Linked DNA regions of Homo sapiens: region 2 is linked to region 1. A link is a contact called in ENCODE Hi-C data. All regions are on one chromosome and are shown on one strand. Each heading gives the region's core, a stretch centred on a gene start or an enhancer-like site at or near the end of the contact. The rest is flanking DNA. Distances are from core to core; before and after follow the strand shown. Region 1 overlaps TCF4 (transcription factor 4). Region 2 has its middle 190 kb from the start of TXNL1.

What was found. Hi-C counts contacts between places; a loop is a spot of excess contacts on that map. Pooled maps may share reads with other maps.
Region 2: a loop to region 1 is called in a pooled map, with 2.8 times the contacts of the local background. The contact joins two enhancer-like sites. A Hi-C loop is called at or near these places in 1 of 168 maps with a recorded cell type or tissue (endothelial cell of umbilical vein), 1 of 37 single-sample maps with no recorded cell type and 3 of 50 pooled maps.

What each region holds. Positions count from the first base shown.
Region 1 is chr18:55,414,083-55,417,053 of GRCh38, reverse strand. All of the region lies in intron 5 of TCF4 (transcription factor 4), which reads left to right. Among named protein-coding and RNA genes, the nearest start is that of TCF4-AS1, 37 kb to the left of the region's middle. Within about 2 kb of position 1,578, at least 5 of the 41 ENCODE cell types and tissues checked have a DNase peak (open chromatin) inside an H3K27ac peak, as active enhancers do.
Region 2 is chr18:56,442,545-56,445,248 of GRCh38, reverse strand. No RefSeq gene overlaps it. Among named protein-coding and RNA genes, the nearest start is that of TXNL1, 190 kb to the left of the region's middle. Within about 2 kb of position 1,273, at least 2 of the 41 ENCODE cell types and tissues checked have a DNase peak (open chromatin) inside an H3K27ac peak, as active enhancers do.

The sequences.
Region 1 (2,971 bases), core at 329-2,828:
TGATGCCATATGGCCTACCATGGAACATTTAACTTGTCAGATATAATGGATTGTCCTGGAAGCAGATTTTTGCTTTGAGCACTCGGCTCCTTTCTTGCATTTCACTCTCAGCTCCAGGCTGCAGGATGAAGGATTGTGGTAGAAGTGCAAAGAAGAGACACACAGTTGATTCCCCTTAAGAGAGTGACCTATATGCCACAAAATTTTACCCACGTAAAGAGGCATTATCCCCGTCACTGGCCTTAGCAGGCTGCATGTCAAAGTCATTTAAATTTCCCTGGACTTAACAGATTGTGTAAACATTTCAGAACTGAGAGCTTAGGAATAATGAAACATCGTCATTTTAACTTAGGCAAAAATGGTGCAGCCATATTGGCCAAAGGAGGCATATTATTTATTGTGACCTACATGTAACGTAGACCACCTGGTTTTTAGATTCTATAAATTAAGTTCTCTCAAGTTTATGAAGGATGCTAAAAAATATATATATTATGATGGAAATGTTACTTGGCTTTATTGTTTTTGTTTCGTGAATAGAGAGGTGAGGTTGAAATGATCATTTAGGAATCGCTTCTTAGCCTTTTGGCTAAGATCAAGTGAAATGATCATTTAGGTGGAGGGACAGTGGCAGCTAATTATCCTACCAGGCTTTCTAGCTTGAAACTTAGGGGCAGACCTTCCATTCATTCTAACCTATTTGAAATTAGAGATTGGATGTGTTATGGACTATTTAATTTTTATCTGTAAAAGTAAATAATGTAGTCTTTGTTCATTTTAATTTGGTGCTTTTATGAGTTAATTTTTTTTTCAATTTGTGCTATTGTTTCAACAAGCTTGGAAAACAGTAGGAACAATTTGTGACTTTTGCATCTGTAGGAAAACTTCTTTAAAAGAATAAACAGTGCCCTACCTATATGTGTGTGTACATACATAGCTGTGAGGTACTCTTCTGGTATAACCTACTGTAAACCCCAAAGCAAATATTGTGATATAGAGACACAGAATAGACAATTTACAAGTAATCAATCAAGCACAAACCAGTGGGAAAATAAGGAACTTATGTATCTCAATTTATTCTTTAAATGCTACATATTTGATTGCTTTAGGGTTGCAAAAGTTAATTAATAGATTTGTATAAGACACACAGAAATATACATACACTAAAAGAGACTTTGCTAAGTGTAATTCAATATACTCACAAAAATATGTGTTAATTATGTTAGAAATTTAATATTTAATTTAATTCCATAAATCCTTGCATTACAAATAAGTCCTCATACAGGTCAGATAGGGCAATAAAAACTACTGTGGCCTTGAAAACTGACAGAAGCTCACTTCTGTACAAATCTTTTTAATGAACAACTTTCCATCGAGCAGCTAAGAAATATCTGTTAAAGTCAGTATTTAATACTAAAGTGTACTTATGTATGTTTCTTACTGATCCTAAATTGAGCACGTTAGTTTTATCAATGCCACTCATCGGCTGACTGTACCCCTCCTCCCCCATACAGATTTGGTGAGACTTAGTACTAAATAAGTTTGGGGAGTGCCTGGCCATAGCCGGCTCTTGTTGGGGCATGTGCGCCCTCTGCTGGCTGCTCACATAGGAACTGACTGGTGTGTGAGGTTCTTTCTTTCTTTTACTTTTCAAGGTTGGGTTTTTTTTGTTTTTTGTTTTGTTTCAATTTATTTTTATACAACTGATCAGATATTTACCATGATTATAAAGTTGTAGCTTAATACTGAGTATGGCCGTTAATTTGTTTTTATTTGGAAATAAAGGTGAGGTTTTGTTTTGGGTGTGTTTTTGGTAAATAGATAGTCCTGATAGTTCAAATAACATGCAATGTGTGTAATACTCTTGAGTTTTTTAAGTGGTTGATTGTATATCACGATTAACCATATTTTCATTGCTTTCATATTCCCCTTGCCTTGATTGTATTTGAGAAGTATTCTTGTTGGACTAAGTTGGGAATAGAACTTAAAAGGGGATAGATAAGTCATTGAAATTTTGAAATATGATTATTTGTCTGTAATGGATGTGGTAGGTAATCCCTAGTAGAAAAATTCCTGTTATGGTTGGTTGATAGTTTTCACTTGCTTTGCCAAGGAAAATGAGTATATTTACATCATAATACTTTATAAAAGCATTTTTGGTTTCCTTGCAAACCAAATTAAGCTGTGCTCACTGGCAGACATTGAGAATGGTAGTTTGAGTAAAATATTTTTTGTTTTGTTTTGCTTTTGCAGTTGCTGTTTATAGAGTATGAGATGTTAAAGGAACAAATCACTGATGGTCTCTTTACTCCCAGGACACAGGACTAAACTATACAAGGGCAGTTACAGAGGAAGAGTGTCAGCCTCTCTACCATTGCCTGGGTGGAGAGCATCCTTGGGTCCTGGTAGTGAAGGCCAGGGCTCTGTGTAATGAGTGTGTCTTTTAAAAATAGCAACAATTTTTGTTGACAAGGCTCCATCAAAGTCTTTATAATAATTTAGTTTGTATAAGTGATTTCTGTGTATCTCTGAAATTAAATGACTTGATGGAGTCAGTTTGGTATTTGTTGTACAGAGAAGGCAGTTTAGATTTTTATAGTTCTTTTGTCTTACATTGCAAATTTTTCTAATTTGTAAGCAAAAGCCATAAAAACTTCCAAACCAACCGTGGAGTGATCAAAGAACTTAGAGCTGTGGAAGGGCAGAAATGTCATCTACGTTTTTTTTTTCTTTTCTTTTCTTTCAGTTTTTCCCCTTTGCAATTTTAGGTTCCAGTTACCTTAAAATTTGTTTTGGATAAATGATATAAATTTTTACTTAATAGTCTTTACTTACTTTGATTTAACATTGTCAAATAACTAAGAATTGCATTCTAACAAATATTAAGTCCTTATTACCTCTGTTAGAATGTCATCTTGCATGAAATCTCACATACATGTCTCTCCTGTTACCACCTTGTCTTCAATGAGGTTGT
Region 2 (2,704 bases), core at 24-2,523, 1.0 Mb before region 1:
CCCTCATGTAATAATGGGTTTCTGAAACTAGTGATTTTACATGGCCTCATTCTGCAGAGAGTTTTTTGTTTGTTTTTGAGTTTTCTAATAGAGGAGAAATACTGGGGGCATTTTCCTGAAAGTCAAAGTATTTGGAATGAATTGCAGCTTCCCTTGATTAGGGATGGAAAATACTGCTTGACTAGATACTGTAATTCTTTTGGTTATAAGTGTTTCAAAGAATAAGGAAGAGAGAGGTGGATGCCTCAATGAGAGTTGATTGTAAGGCAGGAGATCCATGGGCCATGTGACTTTAGGTATCTTCATAAAGGGAAGGGCGGGGGGGCTTGGGTCTAAAGCTACAGGCAGACATTCATGAATCTTATTCAATGAAATGACCTAGCAATGGTAGGCAGCTCTGGGCATGAGAATAAATTGTTTGGAAGTGTGAGAAAATTTTGTGTTATGAAATATAGAGGTTGTCAGCAATTGAAATAGAGAGGTTGTCAGCAATTCATAAATTCATATATGACTTCATGCACTCATTTGAACATACTTAGTGAGCAGCTACTAAGTGCCAGACGTTATTCTTGTCATGAGAGGCTATAGTGGCAAACCATCAGACAAGAGCTTGGCTCTCTGGAAGCTGTAGACTGAGATCACTCCAACATTTAAAAGTTGAGCAGAGAAGGGGGAATGAGTAAGGAGACCAGGAAAGAAAATGACCAGTTATGTGGCTGGAAAATTAGGAAGGAGTGGTTTTAGGTAAGCCTAGAGAAGAGTGTTCCCAGACAAGGAACAACAAGGCCACCAGCCGTGATTTAGGGGACATGAAATTAAGGACAGGGAACTCCACCCCTGCACCCTGACAAATTGCAACATTTCCTTTTCATCCCTTTCTCACAAGGCTCTATTGTAACATCATTCACATCTTGACAGGGTAAATGACGCACACGACAATAAGAAAGCATGTAGACATAAATACCTATGTTTGTAAAAATGCTGGGCTCTTGCTGCATTCTTCTGGGAGGCCAGTCTTCTTGAATTTTCTGTGCCTTAAAGTGAAGCATTTGAAGTTGTGTTCTTTTGTGGGGTCAACGCAGAGCTGAACACTATACATAAATGTGCAGCCCTATGAATATGGCAGCAGATTCCTGAAATGATGTATGTGTCTGCCAGGATCAACCATGGGCCTTGCCAGATCATTGTGGGAGACGAGGTTCCAGAGAGTAGCCTGCCACACAGAGAAAAGCTGAAATGACAGCAGCCCCTTCAAAGGCAGGAAATTGAGAAAATGTTCCTCAGAAACAAATTTCCCCTTGTGCAATAATGACAATGTCAGTATACCAACCCATTTGATCCTGAGAATAATTACAAGTAACATTTGTATAATCCTTGGAAGTTTATAAAGTGCTTCTATGGGTGTTATCATATTTATTTTATTTGAGCTTGGAGTGTGTGGACAGCTCAGATGAGGAGTGCTCAAGTCCTTGCGAGGCAGCTTGCTTAAGTCTGTCTGTCTCCTTTCCAAAGTGAAGCCATGGAAACTGTGGCAGCCCCATAGGATGTGGTGATGTCCTGCCTTTAAATGACTTGCTTCCTGGAATTCTTGGAAATGAAAAATCAGGACTCTGAATCATGAGATTATGAGACATTTTCTAATTTCCTTTTTATATTTTAGAGTTTTCCATATTTTCTGTTACAAGCATGGACTACTTTTGTGATTTAAAAAAAGTTATTTAAAAAATTAGGGAAAGAAAGCTTCTGAAATGTACCCCAGTTGACAAGACTTGCATCCCAGGGCAAGGCTGACCAGCAGGATTGGCGGGCTGCTTTGACTGAGCTTCCTGAACCAGAAAAGTCATTGCGTTTTTGAATAGGGGCCATGGAGATCTTCTAGTCAACCCCTTAGCACAACAGTCAGTGTGCAGAGAACATAACCAGCCAGAAACAGTGTCCTACTTCTTTAAAATAGATACTTGGAAAGCTTTAATGCCAGCAGAGCAAAGCCAAAGATATTGATTCTTTTAGCTCAAGTATGATGAATTCTGAACATGCTATTTTCTCTTTATTTATATTCTATTAAATAATATGAGCTCCTTAAAGAAAATGTGTTGAATTAAAATTAAAAATATATATACATTTTTTATGCACTAAATATGACCACAAAATTTATTTCCCCTAGTCTTTTTTAATGGAAGTAGGTGAATTTTTTTTTTCTTGCAGGTTCATTGGTTCAAGTGTGGTTGTCTGAAGTAATACCGCACAGGGCTACCAGTCCTTTTACATTATGACTTCCTTGAGTTGAGTTTTCCTAATTTTAATTCTAATTTTAAAAGAAGGGCAAGTAGGTAAACTATCACTTTTGCCTCTCCAAGACTTTCTTTTTCATTACTCAAAAAGATGAATTGGCTGGGTATAATACTCTTGGTTTACAACTTTGTCATATTCAAAATGTATTAATCATTACCTCATTTTTTTTTTTTAGCATTTAGAAGAAAAATGTATGAGGCCAGCCTTTTATTCTATGTAAACTGATTTTTTTCCTACCTATAAATGTATAATGTTTAAAACTTTATCCTAGTGGTTATACATTTCTAGATGGGTCCATGTGTTTATTTCTTTCCACTGTTTTTCTTGGAACATGGTAGATGTTTATCAAGATGTTATTTTATATTTGCTCCTAACATTTTAATTTTTCTCTGAATATTTAATTTTCTCTGAA